Linked DNA regions of Homo sapiens: region 2 is linked to region 1. A link is a loop called in an ENCODE intact Hi-C map of the cell type or tissue named here. Cell type or tissue: PC-9. All regions are shown on one strand. Links, peaks and the distances in the headings refer to the core of each region. The heading gives the core; the rest is flanking DNA.

Region 1 (5,394 bases), core at 105-5,104:
GGTTGCTGGAGATTGATATTTGTGGTGAAGGAGAAACTCTGTTGAAGAAATGGGCATTATATAGTTTTAATGATGGTGAAGAACATCAAAAAATCTTACTTGATGACTTGATGAAGAAAGCAGAGGAAGGTATGTTTTGATACAACTTACAAATGCTTTTAAGTGATCCTTCAATACTTATGAAGTGACTTTTAATAAATGTAAATATTCTTATCCATAAGGGATGAGTTGAAAAATAGTATATTCAATTATAGGGACAGTTCAGAAAACTGAATTATATTTATTACCAATAAAATCTTGTATTCTAGATTCAGAAAATGTTGATTTGAGGGTTTGAATGCTGGCTTATTGAGCAACATAACCTCATCTGTGAAACCGGAATACCAACCACATCTATCTCATAGAACTGTTATAAAGATTCAAATAGACAATACATGGACCTAATTTACCAACATGTCTGCCATATAATAACAGCTGCAGCTTCATGAATGTGGCAAAAGCAGAGAGTAGATAACTTTCTAGTCAGATGTCTGGTAGTCTGCAGCAGTTCAGAATTCTACAAGTGAACGTAGGAATAAGTTTTTAAAATTCCAAGTAGATAGATACTAAGTGAATCTTTAAAATGTTCTCAAATTTCCTAGAGAAATATAGGATTGGTTAGAAAGGGAGGGATTAGAAATTATAGAAAATATTCCATTATTTTTTCACATCAAAACCACAAATTTATGTATCTCCTTAAATGTTGTTTTTATTTAAAAAATGTTTTATTACTTCTCAGGAGATCTCTTAGTAAATCCAGATCAACCAAGGCTCACCATTCCAATATCTCAGATTGCCCCTGACTTGATTTTGGCTGACCTGCCTAGAAATATTATGTTGAATAATGATGAGTTGGAATTTGAACAAGCTCCAGAGTTTCTCCTAGGTAATTCTTTTTGTTAATTTGAGAATAAAAATTAGGATGTAATTTTCTCCTTATAATTTAGAAAATAGATTTCATAATTATATTGTCATAGATTTTACTGTCTTCATATATTTGTTATAATTTTTGTATTTGGAATGATATATTTTAAAGGAATATAATATTACAGATCTGGAATTTGTTTTGCACATAATCATGTAGACTAGGATCAAGATGAGGATGAGATTATCATGGAAGCAGAAATATTTATGAAATATATCTTTGTATTTGCCTTAATTGCCAGGGATATGGGAGGCAAATAAGACAGTTTTCAGGTGAGTTAAGTGAAGCAGCCATATTTTATAAAATGACAGAATAGGTAAAGGAAGCACACCTCAGTGTAGCCATAGCAGGGGTTTTATGACTCAGTGTGACAATGCTGAATTCTCATAGAAATATTCATTAAAAGCCTTGAAATTAAAGTCAAAAGTGTTACATGGTGACATACTCAAATACTTTTTTTTTTTTTTTTGATATGCTGAACAATTTACATTTCTTGGTTCCGTGAATTCAATCAGTGATTTTCAGTAGAGTATGATGGAAATCATTGAATTCATGTAGCATGTTTAGGTGCTCATTGAGAAAAGGTGAAGTCATGGTAACCATGTTTCAATATTCTCATTTGTATCTTGACTTCCTGCACATGGATTTTTGGGCCTAAAAGATGTTTTTAAAACATGCTCATACACTTCAGAAGATGAAAAGTGTATGCATTATAACTACTTTGGGAAAGAAACAGTCAACATATGTTACTGTATGTCATTCTGTAGATTACATGTGTGGTTTCTCATGTCTCTCAGAATAAAAGCTAATGTCTTTACAAGACCTGCGATGCTGTGATCTGTCTGGCTCCTCGGTTATCATTTTTAAAAAAAGATATACTTTGTACAAATTTTTTTAATTGACAAGTAAAAATTGTATATATTTATGGTGTACAACATGATGTTTTGATATATGTATATGTTGTGGAATGGAGAAGTTTAGCTATTTAACATATACATTATCTCAAATATTTATGTGGTGAGAACTATTAAAATCTACTCTCATAGCAATTTACAAGTATACAGTATGTTATTATTAACTGTAGGCTGACATACTCAAGTTTTAAACATTCCTGAGAGTCATTGGGACAACTATGAAATGCATTAGATTGATTTAATATAAAGCATTTGAAGACAATTTTGACCTTACTTTGTTTAGTTTTTGTTGTTGTTGTGTGTATACATTTAATTTTAATCAAATTACCCCAGAAATAATGCCTAAGATCTGTCAGTCAGGACATAATATTATTAGCAAAAAGTTGTCCAAAATTTGAGACATGATATTTAAAGCTAAATAAACTCCTTTATACCCCTCTTATTGGCATTGATTGGGAAGTTTAGGTTGAATTTAAATGCTTTGGAACTCAGGAAGTTAATGTATTAGTAATAGTGGGTTAACATAAAATGCTGAATTGTCCTTGCTGAATCCTACATCTTAACCCCAGACTTCAAGGTATACAGGAAAGTACCAGACATGGTGCATCCTTCCTCTGAAGAAATCCCAAACTGTCAGACACAGATCCCTAAAATATTTCTTTTTCCTGCATTAAAATGTGTTTCAGATGAATGGACACGTTTTGAGTAGTGTATGTGGAAACGTCATTTACAAAGTCTGTTTAGTTGGCCAGGTGTAGTAGCTCACTCCTGTAATCCCAGCACTTTGGGAGGCCGAGGTGGGTGTATCACGAGGTCAGGAGTTGAAGACCAGCCTGACCAAGATGGTGAAACCTCATCTCTACTAAAAATACAAAAAAATTAACTGGGTGTGGTGGTGGGCATCTGTAATCTCAGCTACTCGGGAGGCTGAGGCAGAGAATTGCTTGAACCTGGGAGGCGGAGGTTGCAGTGAGCCGAGGTTGTGCCACTGCACTCCAGCCTAGGCGACAGAGCGTCTCAAAACAAAACAAAACAAAAAACAAAAAAGCAAAGTCTGTTTAGCTACCCATATAGGAAAATGTTTGTGATTACTCTCCCTTCTCTAGACCCATGTCCCATAAATCCATAAATCCCATGTTCATTTACAGAAAGCAGTCTAGATAGGAGTTTCTCAGTCTTTGAGCTGTTGCCATTTTGGCTTGGATAACTAACTCTTTCTTATCGAGGGTCATCCTGTGCACTGCAGAATGTTTGGCAGCATCTCTGTCTATCCACTAGATGTCAGTAGTATCTCCCCTTCCCTCAGATGTGACAATCAAAAATGTCTCCGGATGTTGCCAAAGATAAGGGGTGGGGTTGAATACCAGTGATTTAAACAAATTAGGTGTATCCTTCTAAAAACATTTTACAGGTAGCGACTCCAGCATCTTTATATTAGAGTAATCTGGAGAAGGTTATGCCTCTCTCAATTTTCCCTCTTTCCATTTTTATTTGTAGGGCAGCAATGCATTCAGGCTTTTGGTAACTCTTTTTCCCAAGATAGCAGTAACTATTATGCAGTGAGTAATACGACCCACCTTAATAGATATGAATAGACTTGTTTTGTGAATATATTTTAAAATATAAATGTATGGGATTCTGTTCATGCGTCTGAGAAGCCACAGGGTACATTTCCTCTTTGTGGAGCTATTTATTTTTCTGGAGAGCCAAGACAGGTATTTCCACTTCAGTGGTGTGATTTGAGGGGTTAGGAAAATTTCCTTGCCTTCAATTTTCTTTCCAACCTAGATGTCACAAATACATAATAGTAGTCCTTAACTTTATTTTTGTTTTCAGTCACCTGAAAGACATGACAATCCATACTCCATATTAATGCAGCGGCGATTCTCAAATAGAGAAGGGCTTTAAAAAATTAGAAATCTCTGCCGGGCGCAGTGGCTCATGCCTGTAATCTCAACACTTTGGGAGGCCGAGATGGGCGGATCATGAGGTCAGGAGATCGAGACCATCCTGGCTAACACGGTGAAACCCCATCTCTACTAAAAATACAAAAAATTAGCCAGGCGTGGTGGTGTGGGCGGCTGTAGTCCCAGCTACTCGGGAGGCTGAGTCAGGAAAATGGCATGAACCTGGGAGGCGGAGCTTGCAGTGAGCCGAGATCGCGCCACTGCACTCCAGCCCGGGCGACAGAGCGAGACTCTGTCTCAAAAAAAAAAAGAAAAAAAAAAAGAAAAAAAAAACAACTAGAAGTCCCTACTCCAACTTGAAATTTGGATGTATCTCCCTAGAGTATGTTTCTTCTCTATGCTGCATTGCAATTTTTCTTTGTTGTTGATAGTTGTCCAGATTGAGGGGAGGCAGAACAAGATGCATCTATATGTTTCCATCTCTCCGACCGATTCTCTCCCTTCCCCCTCTACTTGCTTTCTTTCTCTTTTCCCTCTTCTGTTTACCCGATTCTATTTCTGATTCCAGTATGTAACAGTTCCCTCTGAAGCTCTCTCAATACCAACAATCCTAACTAATGGTTTTTAAAAGTCAAATATTAAGTACTGGAGGGATAGAATGAGAGAATACCAAGACTGATAAGATGCAAATAATACTTTTAACATATTTACAATCTAATAGAAATACAAGACATGCTCAAATAAGTTAATTATTTTAATATACTCTCTCTGAGCATAAAATATAATTATATATGCTCATTATAGACATATAAAAAATAAATAGGTAGAGGCTTTCCATAGATGTGTAATTTCACCACTTGAAAATTACTATATTTCCTTATAGACTGTTTTGTGTGTATTCACTTATATCCATCAAGTGACTACATTTCAAGGCACTATATGAGAACCATAAATATTGTACAAACAGGATTTGCTAAATGTCGGTGGAGAGTAACAGTCCACGGGGCTGATCATGGTCAGTTTGTGAGGCAGGCCTCCAAACTCCTTGGGGATTGAGATGATGGAGTAGCAGAGCTCTTCAAGGGTATGGAGGCCTGAAGGTACAAAGCATGCTCAGGAAATTTTGGCTATTGCGGTTTGTCTAGAGCACTTGTTCTCAACCTTACCTGCTCATTACTAATTCTACTAAGTACAGAATTAAAAGAAGAAAAAAATCTAATGACCATTTCCTCCTGGGACTAATTAGATCAAAATCTTTGAACCCAGACATTAGCGTTTTAAAAAGCTCCTCAGATGTACTATTCAGCCAGGACTGGGGCAGGGAAAGCTACTGAACTCCAGCCTTGAGAATGAGAAGTAGAACAAGAGGAGAACTTTAAAAGGATTTAGGGGCCACTATATGACTATGGAGCTGAATTTAGATTTGATTTAGTAGGCAACGCGGAATAATTTGTTTCTGAACAGGAGAGTGACACAATCAAAGTGGAATGATAGGAAAATTAATTTTGCAAGAGAGAGAGAATGAGTTGGAAGTAAGGAACTCAGAAGGCCTCCTGGGACTCAGCAGAAAGCTCTGAGGCCACCAAATGGGTGTGGTGGTAGTGGAAAT
Region 2 (5,394 bases), core at 295-5,294, 600 kb after region 1:
TCTGCAAATTCCATGGACATTAACAAAAATATTGGCATACAAACTATTAAAAAAGTTGCCTAATGCTCAAATAGCAGATTTTCTTAAATATATGCAAATAATTCTCTTACTATTTTTTGCACAGATAATGTTACTGGCATTTGACATTATCCACTTATAAATTGTATAATGGAAATCATGTTTTTAGGCCCATGAATGGTTACATAAAATTATGCATAATTTAAATATACAGATTTGAGGATAAAATGTTTTTGTTATGTACTGGCCTGCATAACTCATACCTACAGATATGGATAAATTTTTATATTAAGTACATTTAAAGATCTTGCACAAATAACTGTAGAAAGCACCATATTTTTCAACAGTCTCATATCTATATTCCACCCAACACAGCAAATTTCTTAAATGTCTCTACCTATAGGAAAATCTATATAAACATACCTCTTACTATTTTTCTGGGTTACATATGTATGCTATCTAAAACAACTTTATAAAAAGCAACAATGAGTTTTCCTGCTTCAGATGGGTCATAAAAGTATACTAACAGTTTCTCATCTGATGCAAAGAATGAGATGCAAAAATCAACCAAATGCCAGTGGATTTAAATTTCACCTGTGCAATGGTTCCATGAAGACAAAACAAGTGACTGATGGAGAAATTGGGGGCTCTAGTGTGTTAATGTCACCTGACTTAATTGAAAGTTGTCACTCAACAAAGTTAATTTTAATATTTTTTCCTTGATACAAAAGTAACTTTCTATTATTATAAAAAGTTCTTACAAAAGAGAATATCCCTTTCCACCCATTTGATTCTAACAGTACTCAGTTTTTTCCTGCCTTTGGCTATAATCACAAAATTATTCTTAAGATAAAATTGTGAATTTAGATACAAAATCACCATCCCATTGAAATTATTTTTATCGTTTCAATTTCATACATGGAAATATGATATAAGTAGGTATTTTATAAATTATAAATAACACATTTGTTCTCAAAATATTTGATGGGCTAGACTTATTTCCACCCTTAAGCCATATATAATGAGAGCCTATTTGTCATTGACATGGAATAGTAGAACTAATAGGATCTGTAGAGGAGATCCAATCCAAGAAAATTTTACAGGAGAGGAAGCTGAATCCTGAATAAGTAAATTTGCTTGCTCAAGAACTAGTAAATCACAGATCCAAGACTGAAACACAGTTTTTATGACTTCCAATGAGGTATGCAATTTTTTCATTATTTATCTATCTGGATAGATTGATAGAATCCCAAAAACTCTTTCAGTGACACTTATGCTGTGACACTCTGTTGTTAACAGTCACACAAGGGACCTTAGCAAATCAGTCTCTAGGCTAGAACAGAGGCAACCAAAAGAAAGGGCTGCTCTCAGATAACATTCTAGAAACATGGAAAAGGCTATGCTTCTCCTTGCTGCCCCCATGCCCCCACCCCACAGGCACAATAAAAAGCAAAGCTTTGCTTTGCCAGTAAGTCACCAACTGCCTCTCTCAGGTTGCACCCAGCACTGAAATTCCCACTTTGAGTTTGGCCTGGTTATCCATACACTAATAGACAGAACTGGAGAAGACAGATAGATGTTTAATCTTGTTATGAAGACAGTCTGCATTTGACAGGAAAAAAAAAAGTGGGGGGAAAGAACAGAAAAAAAATCAGCTCATGATGGAAATAGTTTGATGGAAAAGAACATTTAAAGTTTTTAAAATGTACATAATTTCAGGACAAATTATACTAACCTTGGTAATCATCCAATTTTTCATTCATATAGTAGTTATATATTTGTAGCATGTTCTGGGACAACGTGCTATTCATAGCAACATCCTGAGAGGTACAACAGGGTACTTTACTTCTGACTTATAAGCCTTGAGGCTTTCATTATCTTGCCCCCATCCCCAAAGAAACAAGCATTACAATAAAAAAGTATTAAAAGGGATTGTAGCAATAGTCTATGTTTCTGAAACTAGACCAGTGAACTTCTTCAAAGACAGAAAAAGGTAATCCTTATATGATGTCACAAGCACAATCAGATCCATGTGGAGGAAGGTAAGATAATAAACAAATATTTGGAACCAATATAATGAGGGAGAAATTACAAAAATTGGAGCTGCCCAACAAAGAAACCCACTGTCTTGACAAGAGCTAAGCAACTTAACACTAGATGGTTCAGGCAGGGACAATATTGCCATCACCTGGGGGAAGAGGAAGGCTTTATTCATTGGATTGTAATTTAGTAAGTTTTAAAAATGCAAAATCACAGTTTTCTATACTTGCTTTTAAATTATCTCCTATACTGCGAAAATTGTAACTAATAATGTTCCAGTAACTTTGATTTGACAACAGATATTCTAAAGTCATTAGGACTTTTGGGCATGATTATTACTCTAATTAGAAGTGGCCAGGAAATGAGCGATGTGGCCACGAGCCACTACTACTTGAGCGATTTGACCACAGCTCTAGGCTTATGACTTTCCTGAGGACATGGAACTTTAAAGGATAAACCCTGATAAAGAATGATTATAAAATTATACAGTTGGTTCTCTTAGTTGAGAACTATTTTCTACATGCATTCTTTTCATCATCACATCAGAAAGTTAGATCCCTGTTTCCAGTCTATTTATAACACTATCCCTATCAGTTAATGCTCTGATTATCTGCAGCATGTCTTATATTGTTATGATATTATGTGGTTGGGGAGAAAAAGAATTGTTCCTCTTTTTCACTTTATTAAAAGTAATCTTAGAGTAATGAGAAAAGACATAAGTGACCACTAACTCTAGGCTGAGGAAAATCCAGATTTACTTGTATATTTGTGGCTCGGAATAAATTTTTAAAAACCCAACTGACTTTTATCATTTTCAAATTGTGTGACTGACCTCTAGTGGTCAGAATATGTCACTTATTGAGCAGAACCCACTGTCAATTAGTTTGTTTTATTGAAAAATTACTTTGAAATTTAGAGTCAGATATTGATATTTTGTATTTTATTTATGGTAGAACAATGCTTTTAATACTTTATACAGTATATCTGCATATGTATGAATCTAACTGGTGCATAGATGGCTATCAATTACATCCCAAGAAATCAATTTATGGAGAAAAACTCAACAAAATATTTGTCACTTGAGATACCTCACAAAAAAAAGACAAAATACGTCATGTACTTTGATGTTTCCTTGTCTGTACTTGAGCTAAATTACAAATTATGGTCCTAGAGACTCAGAATCATAGAGTACAAAGAAATACCACCTGAATCATATTCTTAATTGTCTGACTTCACATGGAGCCGTACCCAAATTATTTTAGAACTGTGTTAGCTCCGTAGAGTTTCTAGGTCTCATGACCTGTGATATGACCTTTGTGTCTTTTTCTCATAGATGGAGAATGAATAATGGGGACGTTGATCTCACAAGTGATCGATACAGTATGGTAGGAGGAAACCTTGTTATCAACAACCCTGACAAACAGAAAGATGCTGGAATATACTACTGTTTAGCATCTAATAACTACGGGATGGTCAGAAGCACTGAAGCAACCCTGAGCTTTGGATGTAAGTAAACTGTAACTTTTAAAAAAGGGCAAGCGTGTTTAGGTGAGTTCAGCAAGAAGAACAATCAGGAAAGGATAGTGAGAGGAAGGCATCATAGATGAGGTGGATCTTACAAGATGAGTGGACCCTAATTGTGTAATGGAGACAACAAAGCACCACAAGGCATACTATGAATGCACTTGAAACAGTGAAAGATGATGTTGTCAAATAAAGGAAGGCCAGCGTCTGAGGATCTTGAATGACTCTTTAAAAGTTAGCATCAGGCTGGGCGCGGTGGCTCACACCTGTAATCCCAGCACTTTGGGAGGCTGAGGCTGGTGGATCATGAGGTCAGGAGATCGAGACCATCCTGGCCAACATGGTGAAACCCTGTCTCTACTTAAAATACAAAAATTAGCTGGGCGTTGTGGTGCATGCCTGTAATCCCAGCTACTCGGGAGGCTGAGGCAGGAGAATTGATGGAACCTGGGAGGCGGAGGTTGCAGTAAGCCGAGATTGTGCCACTGCATTCCAGCCTGATGACAGAGCAAGACTCTGCCTTAAAAAAAAAAAAAAAAAAAAGACATCAATGGAAGCAACAAGCCATGTATTATCAAAGGGGCACTATCACCCCTAAGGGGGTGAAAATTGTCTTTTGGGGGAAGAAAATGTCACATATTGCAACATAATGTCTGTGACTCTTCAAAGATCAACCCAATATGACAATATTGTATTCCCTAATATTTAACTTCTAATAGTAGGAATAAATTTAATTATATTTTAGTTAATTTATTTTAAATTTAAATTACATGAAACATTTCTTTTAATTAGGGCTAATAATGAAAAACTGTGCTAAGCTAAAAATTAGAGGTTGTTTTGAAAGAAAATTTTACATTGGGAGATGAGTTGGACCAGGTGATCTCCAGTATGTGATTTGTCAGCACTTAAATCTTTTGCAAAATGAATTATAGGATGAAAACAATGTTTTAAGAAGTCCTTCATGGTAGGGTTTATCAGGAGGGAATGAGAAAGGTCCAGGAAGAGAAGTAAGATTAAATTAGTGTGGTGAGAGTGGAAATGTAAATAATATACATTAACCATAAGGAAAGAATTAACAGGTTGCATTGCACAAAAGGAAAGAAGACTGTACATTTTTTTTCCAAGTTATGTCTAGTCAGAGGGTAGAAACATTCTGTTCTCATTAATAATGGGATGGGAGCAAGAAAAACCAATTTCAAGGATGGCAGGAAGCATTTAAATGGTTGCTTCACATGCAGAGGTTATTTTGATATTGAGTTATCCAAGTTGAAATGTCAAGTAAGCTATTGAGGATAGGGATGGCATTCAAGTAAGACACCAGGCCTAGAGAAGTAGATTTGAAAAGTCCTCTGCAAAAAAGTAACACTTAGCATAGATGAATTTTCAGAGGTATACACTTTATACTGAGAAAAGTAACAATTCAATGTTATAATTTGGGTGCCGATCACAGGTTAGGAACAGGAAGAGAGGCAGAAAAAAATAGAATGAGTATCAGTAAAACAAATGAAGAACTGGAAGAATATCAAGGAATCAAGTGAAATGTAAGTTCCAAATACATAGAAAAGAGTAAAGAAAATTAGAACTGAAACAAACCCAGAATTTGAGAAGGAGCAAGAGATTGGTTACTTTCACGTTCCCTAATGAGGGTCCTGCCTTTCACCCTTATTCCTTCCCGATATCCAAGCCCTCCCTCAGGAAGAGAAATACCCTTCAAATGAGTCCATTCCTCTAAGTCATTCCTTCTTACTTACTTTCTTTGGTAGGTCCCTGGTTTGTCTGATTTCATTGTATTTCCAGATACCCTGACTGAGA

The links. Hi-C counts contacts between places; a loop is a spot of excess contacts. Peaks named below come from ENCODE experiments on the same cell type or tissue, not always from the same donor. Only the 100,000 strongest peaks of a DNase experiment are listed, where the experiment ranks them.
Region 2: a loop joins it to region 1, with 7 times the contacts of the local background. A loop is called at or near these places in 22 of 110 quality-filtered maps.

The regions. Positions count from the first base shown.
Region 1 is chr12:40,322,382-40,327,775 of GRCh38, forward strand. LRRK2 (leucine rich repeat kinase 2) reads left to right here. Exons shown (of 51, transcript NM_198578.4): 37 at 1-129; 38 at 779-925. Among named protein-coding and RNA genes, the nearest start is that of MUC19, 68 kb to the right of the region's middle. In PC-9, for the core only: CTCF peaks have their summits at 3,150 (motif pointing right) and 3,351; a DNase peak (open chromatin) is centred at 3,190; H3K4me3 peaks cover 1,357 bases; H3K27ac peaks cover 619 bases.
Region 2 is chr12:40,918,865-40,924,258 of GRCh38, forward strand. CNTN1 (contactin 1) reads left to right here. Exons shown (of 24, transcript NM_001843.4): 5 at 3,392-3,564. Among named protein-coding and RNA genes, the nearest start is that of CNTN1, 230 kb to the left of the region's middle. In PC-9, for the core only: CTCF peaks have their summits at 2,904 (motif pointing left) and 3,109; no DNase peak of the experiment used is centred there.